2 separate regions of the Mus musculus genome follow, and region 1 is linked to region 2. Evidence: chromatin loops called from intact Hi-C (ENCODE). Cell type or tissue: gastrocnemius. All regions are shown on one strand.

Evidence for each region. Peaks named below come from ENCODE experiments on the same cell type or tissue, not always from the same donor. Only the 100,000 strongest peaks of a DNase experiment are listed, where the experiment ranks them.
Region 1: a loop joins it to region 2, with 2.2 times the contacts of the local background. A loop is called at or near these places in 2 of 42 quality-filtered maps.

The regions. Positions count from the first base shown.
Region 1 is chr14:57,522,186-57,530,185 of GRCm38, forward strand. Il17d (interleukin 17D) reads left to right here and starts at 2,644. Exons shown (of 3, transcript NM_145837.3): 1 at 2,644-2,736; 2 at 3,119-3,414. The coding sequence starts at 2,722. In gastrocnemius, a CTCF peak has its summit at 3,753; DNase peaks (open chromatin) are centred at 2,602, 2,812, 3,455 and 3,650; H3K4me3 peaks cover 1,889 bases; H3K27ac peaks cover 1,157 bases.
Region 2 is chr14:57,368,765-57,376,764 of GRCm38, forward strand. The region is part of intron 2 of Cryl1 (crystallin, lambda 1); the gene reads right to left. Among named protein-coding and RNA genes, the nearest start is that of Gm41161, 4.3 kb to the right of the region's middle. In gastrocnemius, a CTCF peak has its summit at 3,802 (motif pointing right); DNase peaks (open chromatin) are centred at 3,806 and 4,977.

The DNA.
Region 1 (8,000 bases), 150 kb after region 2:
CATGGTGGAACAGCCCCATTAATCTCAGGGTTTACCCCTTCAAGGACAGAGCCCCAGGGACTACCTTGTATACATAGACCTTGGAGGACATTTCTCCAAACCAGAAAAAAAATTGCTAATCTGAGCCAGATGCTAGTCCCAGCTTTTCTGCATTGATTCCGAGAGACTGAACCCTGGTCCTCATGTTTGTATAGTAAGCACTTTAGTGGCTGAGCCATCTCCCCAAACCATGTGTGATTTTTTTTTTTTAAAGAGCTTAGTGCAGACAAGTACTGCAGAATAATGGAGCACCAAAGGACTGTAAGAATATGATAATAAAGATGAGCAATGAAACTGGACTCGAGAAGATATGAGGAGGGAAAGTTTCGATGTGAGTGGAAAACGGCATGATCTGAAGATAGAGGTGCAGGACAGGACATGGGTGATCACTGGAATCAGATCCAAGGATGCGGTCAGCTGTTTCTGATGAGGAGACCTTGGATATGGCCACACAATTTAATGTCAAAGATCAGACTGGGTTGGTGGAGGACGAAACTGCAAGTGGGCACTCAGAACCAGTACGGGTTGATGGTGCAGGATTAAGAAGCAGAACCCAAACCCTGTCTCGAAAAAACAAAACAAAACAAAAATAAGCAGAACACATAATGAAAGGTCCAAGTGCTAAAAATCTCCATGAATGGGAGGAGCTGGGTGCATGGCAGCTGTGCGGATTGCTATGTGAGGAGCCTCTGAGGAGAGAAAATGTCTGCACGTGCACCTTACTCAGAAATCCAAGGTCAGGATGGAACGAGCCAATCCCACACTGGCTTTGGAAGCTTTGGAGATGCCCAGCGGTTAACATTGGCCATCATTCTCACTGAGGACCAGGGTTCAATTCTCAGCACTCTAATAGGCCACTTACAACCCACCTGTGATACCAATTCCAAGAGATATGATGCTCTCTTCTAGCCTCATGGGCACCTGAAAGATTGCTTTTGCAGCTTTGCTAGACTTGGAACAGCCAAGTGAAGCCACTTGGAACTAGTGTCAGATGGCTGTGAGCCACCATTTTGGTACTAGCAACCAAACACAGGTCCTCTGCAAGACAGCCAGTGCTCGTAACTGGATTAATCTTTAAAATATCTTTAGAATTGTGTAAAAAGTCACGTGTGTGATAGCACACACACTACAATGCACATGCAGGTCAAGATGGATGGATGTGCAGGTCAGAGGACAGCTTTGTGGAGTGGGTTCTCTCCTCCCACCTTTATTTGGGACCCAGGCATAGAACCTGGGCCACCCCTAGAACACAACAACCCATTTACCCACCGAGACATCTCCCCAGCCTCAAGTCTGGAATAATTATTAACATGTTTGTATCTTCATAAAATGCTCAGATCTGGGAACTTTTTATTTAATCTGCACCTATTTATAGCCTTTGCTCCCCTGTTTAATCACAAATGAATCTTATGCTCTACTCAGTTTAAGTTTTCAGTAACTGGAGGCTTCCACAAACTGGTCAGACACTGGAAGGTACTTTGTTGATTAGCACAGTGAGTAGTTCCGTGGAACTCTGGTAATGACAAGCTCGCCTCGAAAATACTCCTACGCTGTACCTTTCAAATGGAAAATTAGTAGTACTTGAGTGCTGATGTCTTTATTCCCGTTTTTTTACTAGGAAGGAGACAACGTTAACAATTTATGTGCGAGTCAAAGTGTTTCATAAACCCAAATGTGTTTACTAGGAATTGTAAAATGTTTTAAGCTGTAAGGTTTGAAGGGACTTTTAAAGGTAGAGCCGCTACAAAGTATTTCAGTTTTAAAACATTGAAGGCAAGTGTTTTTCTGCATAGCAGAACTGAAACGCAGTTAACCACTGGTTTACAACTTGGTTAAAACCCAAAGCTGCAAGCCGTTTTAGGGAGTCAAAAAAATATTTTGCACACTTTCAAAAAGCGTTCAGCTAGTCTCAGCCATTTCTCTTTATTCTCAAAGCGTAAATGCTCAAAAGTAATCATATTCACTAGCTGGATGCCTGGTAAGCAAGGCATTTAAATAATGAACAAGTAAGTGAGCAAGCTCTCTTCAGATTCAATAGAGTCCTTCATTTGAGCTGATTCCCCTTAATTTATTCACAGAACTTTAGGCTCATTTTACATGTCTGCTCACACAATTAATTACCATGATTGAGTTCTCCAACACTGTAAAACTAGACCAAGAGATGCCCATTTACAGCATGTGTCAGGTGGGGGAGGGTATTTATTACTCGGCCCTTAGCTGAATAAGAGGCATGGAGTCATTTTATGAGTATTTAAGGGAAAACAGCCTCCTTCTAGCCTAACAGAACATAACTGTTTTTTAATCTCTTGTATAATTCTTCGAACTATGAAATCCCAGAAGAGGAAGTGGTCGCAAGAAGGAGAGTCCTTCTAGGTTGGAGTTCATTCATTTCCAAGTGGCCTGTCCAGCTCCTGGACCGCTTCAATGTCTAGAGAAATCCGTTTCCTCTGAGCCAAAGTCGGCCTCTCGACTGCATCCCCGAGGCCCCACTGGTCCGTGCCGAGGCGTCGAGGCCAGTCACCACCTCCTCCTCCTCCAGCCAGGCGGACCGCCAGTCCACTTCTGTAGGGGCGACACCCAGCCCGCAGGCCACACGCCCCGCGTGTGCGGCGCCCTTATTTACTTCGCAGAAGAGCCTTCAGCCCCCCTCCTAACAAGTCTGGAAAGCATCACGGCGACGCGATGTTGGGGACACTGGTGAGCGCCCTCGGGGGTACCGGCGAGGCATGGCCGAGGCCGGGCTGGGGCAGAGGGACGGGGGGAGGACGGCGGGACGGCCCGGAGAGGCGTCTCACAGGCACTCGCAGCCCGCCGCGCAGCAGCCCGGCAGGCACACGCACACGTGCACGCGCGCCCCGCACCCGCCCCCCGCGCGGGCTCCGGCTCTGGGCGGCGGCGGCGGCGGGGGCCGGGGGCGCGCGGGCCGGCGGCGGGCCGGGCCCCGGGGACCGCGCGGGCGGCGGGCGGGCGGGGACGGCGCTCGGGGGCCGGCCCGCGCGGCGCCCATGCTCGGGGAGGGCCTCACGGTGTGCGGAGCGCCGGGCGGGTCCCGCGACGCTGAGCTCGGCCTGTCCCGCAGGTCTGGATGCTCGCGGTCGGCTTCCTGCTGGCACTGGCGCCGGGCCGCGCGGCGGGCGCGCTGAGGACCGGGAGGCGCCCGGCGCGGCCGCGGGACTGCGCGGACCGGCCGGAGGAGCTCCTGGAGCAGCTGTACGGGCGGCTGGCGGCCGGCGTGCTCAGCGCCTTCCACCACACGCTGCAGCTCGGGCCGCGCGAGCAGGCGCGCAATGCCAGCTGCCCGGCCGGGGGCAGGGCCGCCGACCGCCGCTTCCGGCCACCCACCAACCTGCGCAGCGTGTCGCCCTGGGCGTACAGGTGAGCGGGCCCGAGGGGAGGGGCGGGGCCTGCAGAACAGGTGGGTGGGGCAGGGTGGAGTCCGTTGGAGGGCGGGGCCGAGGGGCGGGGCGGAGCACGTGGTGGGCGGGGTCGGGTGGGGCCTGGGCGGGGCCCGGCTGCCACTGGAGCGGTATAGGTGGACGGTGCTTGAAGGAAGGGGTCGTGAGGGGGATCGGGTGGGATCGGCTGGAGCGGGAGGGGAGTGGCAAGACGGTCGGGTGGTGCTATGGAGATGGTGTAGTGCCCGAGGGGCGGGGTCTGAGGAGCGGACGGAGGTGATGGGTGGGGCCGGGTGGAACTACTGGGATGAACCACGGGGGGCAGGCCAGGTAAGGCGGGTGTCTACTGGTCCTAGAGCTCAGGGAGGGGCTAGGAGAGGCAGATGGTATAACTAAATTGGGAGCGATTGGTTTCTACAAAGGTCTGTCACGATCTTTGAAGAAATGCTGCTTCTGTATTTGTTATGCAATAAATACCAATTCTCTGCCAGATACACCATGAAGAACCAGGCCACATGACCCTTTTTTACAGGAGGCCTGTAGGAGTGTAATCTAGAAGTGCTGGGGCGCCGAGAGCTAAGAGGCACGCCCTCTGAGAGAGTGTCTGGGGAAACTAATATGGGGATAGAACCTCAGATGAGAAGCAAAGTTTCCAGCGTGAGGTAGCCTGAAGTTGAGGGAGGAAGAGAACACCCCTTTGAAGGAGAAAGTGACATTCAGGCCTTGTGGAGAATGGGCAAGATTTTGAGGATGGCCCAATCCAGGTGTTGTGTCAAAAGAAGAGCATGTCCAAGGGAAGCATGGGGATGTGGAGCGTGGCCACAGTGGCCTGGGCAGATGCCCGTGACAGGATGCATAAGTAGCTCGGATGAGGGAGCCCTCACTCCACCCTGTAGATGAGAAAGATAGGCAGGCACCTTGGACGAGAGCCTTTCCAGGATGGGGGTGGACTCTAGGTAAGGGCTGTGTGGGCAGAGGAGAGGAATAATGTCGAGTCTACAGAGAGCTACCAGAGGGGCTTTGTGGTTGTCTGTCTTGTCATGCTGGAGATGGAACCTAGGGCCTCAGATTTTCTAGGAAGTGTTCCACCACCAAGCTGCATCCCACCCCAGTAACATATTGTTTGGTTGGTTGTTTTGAGTCAGAGTCTCCTTATGTAACCCTGGCTGTCTTAGAACTCTCTGTGTAGACCAACCTAGTCTCGAACCCACAGAGATCCTTCTGAGTGTTGGAAGTACATGTTTCTTGATTTCTAAAGCTGTACAGTGATCCCCTCCTGTATTCCAGAGAAGATGTTATTAGTCAGTTGGCCTTTACCGTAACAAATACCTGGGCCAACAGGTTAACTCATCAGATAAAGGTGCCTGCTGGCAAGCCTAAGGACCTAAGTTTGATTCCCAGAACCCACACAATAGAAAGAGAGAATAGACCCCAAGCAAGTGTCCTCTGGCCTCCACATACAAGGTTACCGCCTGATACACAAAATAAGTAAGGAAATAAGTCATAAAAAACAAACAGCTGAGATAATAAAGCGAAAAAGAAAAAAAGGGTTGGCTCAGTTTTAGAGATGCTGGTCCATGATCAGGCAGACCTGTTGCTTTAGGCTTCTAGTGGGGTACCAGGTGACAGTGTATCAGGGGCATGTGGGCAAAACCTCATTACTGAGAAGCGAGAAAGAGAGAAAAAGGAAGTGGTCAGAGTACCACAGTCTCCTCCGTGTGCACACTTAGTGACCCAAAGGCCTCCAGCAGCTGGGTCTCACCTTCAAAGGCGCCACTACCTTCCAATAGCAGCACCCTGAGGAGCAAGCCTTTGCCACGGGGGGGGGGTGGGTGGGGGGGGGGTGACGGACGACTTAAGTTACAAACTGTAGCAAGTAAGAGATGTAGGGCCCAGCAGGCATGCTGCGGTGCTTCCAGGAGACAAGGAGGGCCTCAGCTGAGGCGGCAGAGTGGAAAGAGACAGGAACAAGGATACTGAAAAGGGAGGGCTGGCTGAGTAGCTGGCTGAGTAGCAGGAAGGGGTGAGGGGGCATCAGGGGTGTGAACTATGTCCTGGGTCAAGGCTGGGGCCAATCTTATCAGTTCCCTTGAGCAGCAGCCCCTCTCCCAGGTACCCAGCCCTTGACCTGGCTGCTCTTCAGGCAAAGCCCACCTGTGGTGCATCCCTTCTCACAGCTCCACCCACGTGGAAGTGGGCCCATACAGGGGACCCTCTGTAACAAATCCTAGCTCTGTACAGGGACACAGTGTTGGAGTTGAGGCTGGCCAAAACACACACAGGTAACACACAGCAAGTCTCAAGTCCTCTCCCTCTAGGCATGTCTCCTACGGTTCTGACCAAGGCATAGTCTGTAAAAGATGTTTGAAGATGGAGTTAAGTCGAGCTTGTTGAGTCTTACTGCCTTTGGGAGGGACAGGTGATAAGGACTCTCGAGATGTGGGAGAGGGAGGGAGAGGGGGGGGGAGGGAGGGAGGGAGAAAGAGGCTAGAGATCCTCCACTCAGCATCCTACATGGGAGGTTAAGCTGGTCCTGCTGCAGGAACTTATTTCTTCCATGGCCACATCTGAAAGCAGGGAAGGGGCAGGGAGGGAAGTGGTTGGTGACCCCCCCCCCCATACTTGAGGTGACTGAAGGGGGGACAGTTTCCATCTACCACTCGAAGATCACATAGCTTCAGGCCCCTTGTTTATCCCATGCAGTCTTCACAGCAGTGATGAGTTATCACCCCCATCTGCCCTGTGAGAAAATGGGGGTCAGGTAGCTTATGCTGACTAGAAGGAAGCTAGGCTTCAGGGGACCATGCAGGGCCATTGTTGCAGATGCTGTTGAAGCCAGCCCTGGTTCCTGCCTCTCTGGGCACTTCCTCCATTGTCACTCACCTCCTGAGTTAAAGAAGGTAGAAAAAGTACATTCCAGGGCTCAGCAGTTAAGAGCACTGACTATTCTTCTGGAGGTCATGAGTTCAAATCCCAGCAACCACATGGGTGGCTCACAACCACCCATAATGAGATCTATGGGATTGAAATAAAAAAAAAAAAAAAAAAAACCTGTGGGTCAGGGAAGGGGGTGGGGGGTGCATTCCAGGAAGTGCAGAGGCTCATCTGTGAGAGGGTTGCACAAATCCCACCAGCTCAGCTGCAGGATTTAGTACCCGCTGCAGAGGTGGTGCTCTCAACCTTCCTCTGATCTGCAGATTGTGCATCCACAGAGCCAACCGGCTGCATTGCAAGATTATCTGAGAAAGCTTGCATGGCAGAGTGTGCAGTCTCTCCCATCATGACTCCCAATGGCGCAGCAGCATACAGAGCATGGCTAGGTCAGGTCACATTGCAAGCCTGGAGAGATGGCTGAAGTCTAGAGGAGAGTACGAGAGGTTCTGTGCATATTCTACACCACTGCATATATGGTTCCTGAATGTGTGGGGAATTTGCTTTTCTTCTGGATTCCCAGAGCCGTCTCCTCTGGGGATGGAGGCCTGAGATGCCCACATCCCTATAGGCAAAGTAGAAGCTCAGGAAGATGGGTAGGAAAACAGATGTAGAGTCAGAAATACCACAGCACAAGAAAGATCACTGTAGGTGGAATTCAGGTTTTAAAGCAGGCACCGAGCTATCAGCTGGCTGTTTGGTTTTAGGACAGCTGGGTCTCCAGTTGGAAGAAAATATGGTTGGATCTCGCTCCTGTGTGACAACAAATTCCAGATGATTGGAAGATTTAAGTGTGAAAAATAAGGCCACAAAGAGGAAGAAAAACACGAACAATTTTATTTATAATCTTGGTATGGAGGAGGCTTGTTTAGTAGCTCACAGCCCCAGACACCATAAAAGATAAGACCAAGTAACGTGGTTACATAATTACATGCTGTGCTGTCTTGTGGAAATAAAAGAGTGCAGGGCAACTCATGTCACTAAGGGCTCCTTTCCCAATGAGCTCCCACAAACCAATAAAGCCAGTGACATCATGGGAAGGTGGGCCAAGGTCAGGGCACATGCAGGGAAGGAAAACCACGTGGTCTGACTCTCTCTCTCAGTGAAGAGCTGATTACTGCAGTCAAGGGAGCAAAACACATGGAAACCACAGCGAGAAGCTGTTCTGTGCAGCCATCGGGGAGCTGCTTTGACAAAGGCGGGGGAAGAAGGAAGCCCACATCCTGGCGCGGCTGAGGGGTGTGAATTGGGATGACTTGGGAAGGAGGAAACAGGGACTGTAATTATCAAAAATATGTCTTGAGAAGGGATCTTGCTGGCTTCATGCTCTGGGCTAAAGTGATCTCCTGCCTCCACCTCCTGAGGTTGCAGGTGCACCCCTGTGCCTGGCTCAGTCTCAGTCATTATCACTTTGACCCAATGAATCGGCTTACCAGCATCTCTCCTGCAAACCCAGGTGTCCACACACCAAATGACTGGTGGGAAAGGACTTTAGTCATTGCTGTAGTGGCAAGGGTGGAAGGCATCACGATGTCCACTAAGAAATAGGGAGCTGCATAAAACAGCAATGAAGAAGAAGATAGCTTTCAGATCACTTAAATAAGTCGCCCTCCATGAAGGGAAAAGTTCTGATCA
Region 2 (8,000 bases):
CTGAAGTGTTCGCCATGGCAAGCCCCCCTGTGTTCCTCTGAAGCCTGACCTTGCCATCTGAAACAAAGGGGGGGGGGAGTCTGAGGATCTAGGTCAGTGATGAACAACTGCCTGGCACGGGTGGGGAAGCCTTTAGTTCAAACCCTCGCATGGAAAATGGCTGCCTCAAACTCATGGTAAGTCTCCCTCCTCGGCCTGGGATTACAATGCAAGGCACCTCAGCTGATAGCTGGCTTTCTCCTTCTTCAGCTGCAGTGCGTGCGCACACACACACACACACACACACACACACACACACAAACACTTCCTTACCCTTCCTCCTATTCTACTTGTCTCATCTTTACAAGTCCTCTCCCACAAAATTTACTTAGAGCACTGGCACAGTGAAGATGTGAGCTATCCACATGCTAACAGTGAGAGGGATGTGCCATCCTCCCTTACCATGCACTCACACCCACCCTTACTGTGCACATGCACCCTCCCTTACAAGTACTGCTCATCTCCACACCAGGCATACCAGGCTTGTACTTTGAATACAGGGCTCCCATTTTCCCTGCAGGTTCCCCCTCTGCCTGGCAGACCCACTGTTTCTTTCAGGGTGTTGTTATCATGATAGTGACTTTCTCAATGTGAATAGACACCTGGCAGAACAATTTCAAAAGGGAACAGGTTTTTTTGGCTCAGTGTTAAAAGTGTCAGTGCATCATAGCAGAGATGCCTGGAGGGGACAGCAGAGTTTATATCGTGCTGCCAAGAAGCAGAAAAGGAGGAGAAGGGACTAGATACAAAATTCCCAGAGATCAGGTATATGGTGCACACCTTGAATCCCAAGTGCTCGGGAAGCAGAAGCAGGCAGACTTCTTTCAGTTGGAGGACAGCTGAGGTTACACAACAACCCCCCCACCTCGTGGGGGGGGCAGTGTGGGTGTGAGTGTGGGTGTGTTTGAAAGTGTGTGAGTGTGCGTGCGAATGTGAGTATGTCAGTGTGTGAGTGTGTAAGTGTGTGTGAGAGTATGTGAGCACGTACTTTACAAAGAGTTTCTATAATGTCACATCTAATATTTAGCTTTATTCTGTGCTTTATTGTGCACACAGAATTGGACTAATTATCACAAGGAAATTTTTCACCAAATTGTGCTGTGCCTAAATATGCCTAAAATAAACTACTCAGGGTCAGACTCCCAAAGTTCGAAGCAAGACGACTGAATACTGAGTCACGTTGAACGGAACTGCCTTCCTCCCTCCTGCATATCATTACTCTGCTGCCTGTGGTAATGGCAAAGACCCCTGGAAATCTATATGTGTTTGTGTGTGTGATGGCTTAAATAGGAATGGCTCCCACAGACTACTATGTGTGAATACTTGGTCATAGGGAGTGGCACAATTAGGAAGTGTGGCCTTGTTGGAGGAAGAGTGTCACCATGGGAGCAGGCTTAAGGTCACCCATGCTCAAGTGAGGCCTAGTGTGGCACATAGTTTCTTTCTGCTGTCTTTGGATCAAGATGTAGAAGTCTCAGCTCCTTCTCCAGCACCTGTCTCCCACCATGATGATAATGGACTAAACCTCTGAACTGTAAGCCAGCCACAAAAAATGTTTTCCTTTATAAGAGTTGCCATGGTCATGGTGTCTCTTCACAACAATAGAACCCTAACTTAGACAGTGCGTATATATGCTTGTGTGCCTAATGGTGCCACCAGACGGGAACCAAATATTTAAAACACGACTCTGTGGAGGGCATTTTATAGTCAAAGCACAACAGTCACCAACAGACATGCCATGCCGCGTCCCATGAGCACCCATGGGCTATGATTGTAGTCTACAATGTCTGGACAGCTTTCCTGAGTTCTGCGCAAAATGAAGGACTCCCTTTTCTTAGCAGGGCTTCCTTTTTTCTGCCTGATCTGACCCCCAAATCTTCTGCCAGAGGAATGTCATGTGATCCTTGGTCCAGCTTCATGGAATGCCTCTCCATGCAAATGAAGTGTCCCCAGAACCTTCAACCTCAGCCAATGAAACATCACCCTAAGAAGTGCACCTTCCCACTCTCTAAGGCTTCTATATACATAGCCCATACATCACCCAGAATAAAATGTATGTGCACAAGCTGTTTCACTGACGACTGTCTATGAGAAATGTTTTCTAAAAGAGCTGTAACACTGAAGAGCCGCAGCACTGGAATCTTCAGAGGAGACTCCCTCCCCACAGCACTCACTGCCAGACCAGGATCCTGCAGATCCACCTGTTCATCGGGTCCTGACATCTCTTATATTCTTGGTTGTGAGCCTAGCCTTTAACGGCTGAGCCATCTCTCCAGCCCAGGTCCTGACATCTCAAGGGAAGAAGCAGACCACTGGACTTGGTTCCGCTCCATCCTTCCCCCACCTAATGTGTGGCAGTGCCTGGACACCCCAAGGGAACAAACAAACAAACAAACAAACAAATAAAACAGAACTACAGCCATGTTCAGGGATAAGCTATAAACTGACCTAAAGACAGATCTTACAGGCCTCTCATCTCAGGGAACTCATGCCAAGTGGCAAGCAAGCAGTCTGCACTGAAACCCACCCACTGGACACAGGACAGGAGCAGCACAGAGAGCCAGCCAGAGGGAGTCACATGATGGTAAACTTCGGAAAAAGACCAGCTCAGTGAAACAACCAAGAGCTGCAGTGTGTTAACAGAGTGATCATTGGACAGCACAGCTCAGGTGTCCCCTGAACAATGTCCCATTGCTGCCACAGTGATGCATCTGTAGAGATCGCTTCCAGACTCCCCTGCCCCCTCACAGTCTTACATTCAGTCCTTCCAAGTAGAGGGAATAAAGGCACCTCCATTCTCTGTCACCTCAGAGGTCCCTGCGCCTGTTTTGCCTGGCAACGGTTAGGCAGGCCTCCTGGCTGAGGGGATGTATGCATGGCACATCTGAATTACTCAGTTTTGAGTTAGCAATATGATTTGTGCAAATTTGATCAGTAGCAATATCTAAGGATTCCACAGAGCTGGACGAAGCCAGCACATAACCCAGAAATACAACCAGACTAAAAAAAAAAAAAAAAATTCATATGTCTGAAGAACTGTGTAGAGCTACCAAACAGAAACTCACTTTGCTCAGTTAAAAGTATCTGAAATACCGAGAGCCTCGGTAGCTGAGATGCTGGGTAGCTCAGTGGTAGAGTGCTCGCTCCCCTGGCGTGCACGAAGCCCTGGGTTTAAGCCCCAGCACAATATGAATAGGGTGTAGTAGACACACCTGTGATTCCAGCACATAGGAAGGCAAGCAGGGAATTCAAGACCATTCTCAGCTACATAGTGAGCTTGCGGCCCAGTCTGGGATGCATGAGAGCCTGACTAAAAAAATAATAATAAAATAAACTTAAAAATTAAGTATCCGACATCAAAAACAAGTAGGTGAGAGAGTCAGCCAGGGCTACATAGTGAGACCGTGTCTTATAACTGAAGAAAGAAGTAGAAAGAATACCAAGCATGCCACTGCTACTCCCCACACCAACTGCCACTGATCGTCAATCCTTAAGTGACTATAATAGAAAACTTGCTCCGAGTCATGACCCCACCTCACACAACCCAGCCTGTACTGAACTGACAGCATCTTCCTTTATTGGTTTATTTTACAGTTCTGAGAACAGAGCCCAGAGCCTCCTGATGCTAGGCACGCCCTGTACACGGCATCTTAGACTGCTCAAGACCATCCATTTCATCCTGTAAGGAATTACCAAATATGCTCAGAGGCATCTATCTCCTTCAAGCTGCTGGAACCTTTTCATCAACCCAAGCCGCTAGATGGCAGGCTAACACTATGTATGATGCAGAATAAAAATGTTTGTCAGCGACACCTGTGGTGTGGGCCCAACACTTGGAAAGCAGATTAGTTCAGGACTGTCCTCAGATACACAGCAAGTTTGAGACCTGGGTGGGACACAGGAGACTGTCACAAAATCTGAAAACTGAGAAGGGAAAGGATATGCAAACAATTATCACTATAAGGTGAAATAAGGGTGGATTTTTAAAACTTTTTTAAAAATCGTTTTAATTTACATTTGTTTACCTGTTACTTATTCATTCATCTGGTGTGTGTGTGAGCATTTGTGTGTACATGTGTGGGCATATACATACATGCCACAGTGCATGTGTGCCCCATTGGGTCATATGGCGGTCAGAAGACAGATTGCTGAAATCTGTTTTCTCCTTCTGCCATGCAAGTAACGGGAATCAAACACTGGCCCCACCTTTACCCACTGAGCCATCTCACTGACCCCTTATTGCTATTTTAGATGTTGTATTAAAAATTATCAACTAGGGCCGGGCAGTGGTGACATACACCTTTAGTTCCAGCACTGGGGAGGCAGAAGCAGGCAGATCTCTCTGAGTTCAAGGGCAGCCTGGTCTACAAAGGAAGTTCCAGGACAGCCAAGGCTACACAGGGAGACCCTGTCTTGACAAACAAAGAAACAAGCCATCAACTAGGAACTAGGGACTCTTGTCTTTAATCCTAGTACTTAGAAGGCAGAAGCAGGCAGACTTCTGTGAGTTCCAGGACAGCCTGGCCTATGTGGCAAGTTTAGGACAGCCTGCTCTACACAGTGACACTTTTTTTAACCACACAAAAGGCACCTGTCTAGGGCTGGAGAGATGGCTCAGTGGTTAAGAGCACCGATTGCTCTTCCAAAGGTCCTAAGTTCAAATCCCAGCAACCACAAGAAAAAAAAGTCACCTGTCTAAATAGGTGAAGACAATGGGAAGCTGGAGCCCTGGCCCACTGATTGACAGGAAGAAAATGAGGCTGCTGCGAGCATGACCATCCCTTGAAAATTAAACGCAAGGAGTTACACCAGACTTTTTTGCCAGCACACTGCTTTCTAAAACCCCGAGGACCTTCCCTCAAAGACTACCTGCAGTTGGCCAAGGGCCTTCTACCAAGTCATCACACCTGCTACCCACCCACCCAGCCAGCTCTGGGAACCCGGAACCCTCTCTCAGAGTCATCTAAGCTTGGACGTGCTGCCAAAATCAAGAAAGCCTCAGCTGCCCACAGGAAGTCCACGGGGCTGACTGACAGGCAGGAATGAGTCTTCTCATCCATTCTTCCCTCTTGGGCTCTGAAAAGGGTCCTCTTTAGAGGCTGGTGTCACCTCTGGGGCTCAGAAACCAGAGAAATAGAGAAGCTCTGCTTAAGTCCTAGGACAATCAATTTCACCAGAATGTACAGTGCAGTGTCCCGTGTCAGCACGCTCATGAAAGTGGCACTTGCTAGTCAGTCAGACACACAGGGAGACTGCTACAGTTTGGATGTGTCCCACAAGGTTCATGGGCTGGAAACTTTCATAGTGATGAAAGGTGGCAGGACCTTTAGTAGGCATGGTCTCCTGGGAGGTGAGGTCCCACGCAAATGAAGTGATGGGTACAGGTTTCGCAGGAGTGGGCTAGTTATAAAAAGGAGAACATGTTATAAAAAGAACCCCCTCCCTGGTTCCTGTCTTTCCAACTGGCACACCACCCCCTCCTCTTCCCAAGTCTTCCTTCTGTGTGATACCATTTGTGATGTAGCAAAGGCCCTTGCCAGCGCCTGAATGAATAGAGCTACCCAGCACTGGATCTTCAGCATTAAGAGTGTGAGATAGTGAGTCTCCTCTCTTTATAGCATAGACAGTCTCTAATGCTTTGTTACAGCAACGTGAATCAAAATGGTGAGGCAAGGGTCACATCATTCCTTCTGAAATTTATTTCTAAAATCTGATTCTCTAATTTTTAAAGATTCGTTTATTTATGTATGAGTGCTCTGCAAGTATACCCAAAAGCCAGAAGAGGGCATCAGACCCCATTACAGATGGTCGCAAGCCACCGTGCGGTTGCTGGGAATTGAACTAATGACCTCTGGAACAGCCAGTGCTCTTAACTGCTGAGCCATCTCTCCAGCCCTGATTTTCTAATTCTTGCCTGTGCATCCATGCAGGTGTGTGAAGGCCAGAGAGGGTGGCAGTACCCTTTTCCCACTCTGCCTTATTTCTTTGAGGCAGGGTCTAGAGCTCAGTTTCTCAACTATGCTAGCAAGCCCCCGCAGTACTGTCCCTGTACCACCATGATGCTAAGGCAGCAGACATGTTCGTGGCGCTTGTTGTCTGGGTGCTAGAATGGTGCATCGAGCTCTCTCAACCATCAATCCATCTCTCTGGCCGCAAGTCACATTTTTTTAAACATGGTATCTTTCTGTGTAGCCCCGGCTATCCTAGACTTGTTATGTAGACCAGGCTAACCTCAAACTCAGAGATGCACCTGCCTCTACCTCAGCCCCAAGGACTGGGATTGAAGGTGTGCACCAGCATCCCCGCCCCAGTCACACCACCAGAACCCACATCTTTTGCTCCATCTACGCCCCCTCAGCCACACCCACCTGTCGCCATGTCCCTAAGCAGCACACAGGGTTGAACGGAAACCCTGCCCTCAGGATACACAGGGACAGCCGTTTACAGCCCTACCATCTAGAGCAAGTCACACAGTATTCTGACTCCTCCTCGGCCTTCCAGATGTCAAATCCTCACATGTCAATCACATCGACTAGAGCCATTTCAGCTTGGGTAGGAAAACAAATAAAGGAAATGAAGCAATTGTTTGGACTGCTGTGGTGACAGCCAAGTAACAGCAGAATCTGTGAACACCCAGATAACCGGGGTAAACGACCCAGCTGAAGCCACAACCTGGGGCTGTGAACCGCAAACCACCAGGCCTTAGACGACTCCTGGACCCGCACTCTGTGTGTCCTTCTAGGTGGTTAGACTGCATCTGCCTCTCCACTGACATACACTTTATTTACTATTCATCAATAAAATTAGATATGTCATCCCACCACGAATGCATCCGTGATGTCTTACATTTATGCTTAAAAAAAAGAAAAAACAACATATACACTTGGGAAGTGGTAGCACACGCCTTTAGTCATGGTGCTCCAGAGGCAGAGGCAGGCAGATCTCTGTGGGTTTGAGTCTAGCCTGGTCTACAGAGCAAGTTCTAGGACAGCCAGGGCTGCACAGAGAATCTCTGCCTCAAAAAGCCAACCCCCCACCCCAAAAGAGCACACACGCACACACACACTTTTTAAACTATATAATATATTTTATGATTTTTATGTATAAACAATCTATAGAAATAGTACCTTTTTTTTTCTGCCACATGATGATATTCTCTCTACTTCCTTAGTGTTTTACCTTCAAAAATCTGTGTTCAAATGTCTCCTTTCCAAACACTTACAGTCTAGTCTGCAAGCCAGAGGTCCCGGCTCTCCAGCAGCCTCACGGTACTCCCGTCTCTGCCTGTTTCTCCTAACGGGGGAGTAGCACTTTATGCTCGAGCATAGGGTGTATACAAGCTACAGACTGAACGCAGCAACAAAGTGGGTGGGGCTATGCTCTGTACAACCCCATCTGTTTACAGAATGTCCCCAAGTGGCCCGGATTAGGGCAGTGAGAGTTACCCTGGGAGCACAGGCCAGCAGTCTCCAAGCCCTGAAGTTACAGACCACAGTGGTAGTTACAGACCACAGAAACCCAGCCAGGACAGTTTTTTTGGTTTGGTTTGGTTTGGTTTGGTTTGGTTTGAACTTTTCATTTATTCTTTGTGAGTTTCACGTCACCCACCCCAATCCCACTCACCACCCTGTCTCTTCTTATCTGCCCTCTGCCCTTGCAATCTCCCTCCTAAAAGGAAATAAAAACCAAACAAACAAAATTAACAAAGCATAGAAAACATCTCATCATAGAAAGCTGTAGAGTGTCACAGTATGTCCCACAGTATACCCCTCTGCCCACACATCGTCACTTGCAAATGTTCATTATAATTAGTTATTGGCCTGGCTCGAGGCCCCTGGCTTCCACTACACCATCATCAGTACTGTATCCTAACCAGAACTCCTCTCAGATTGTCACGGATATCCTGGGGCTTTGGATCTGCAGGACCGGCCCCTTCACAAGCTCCAGCAGTTCATAGATGG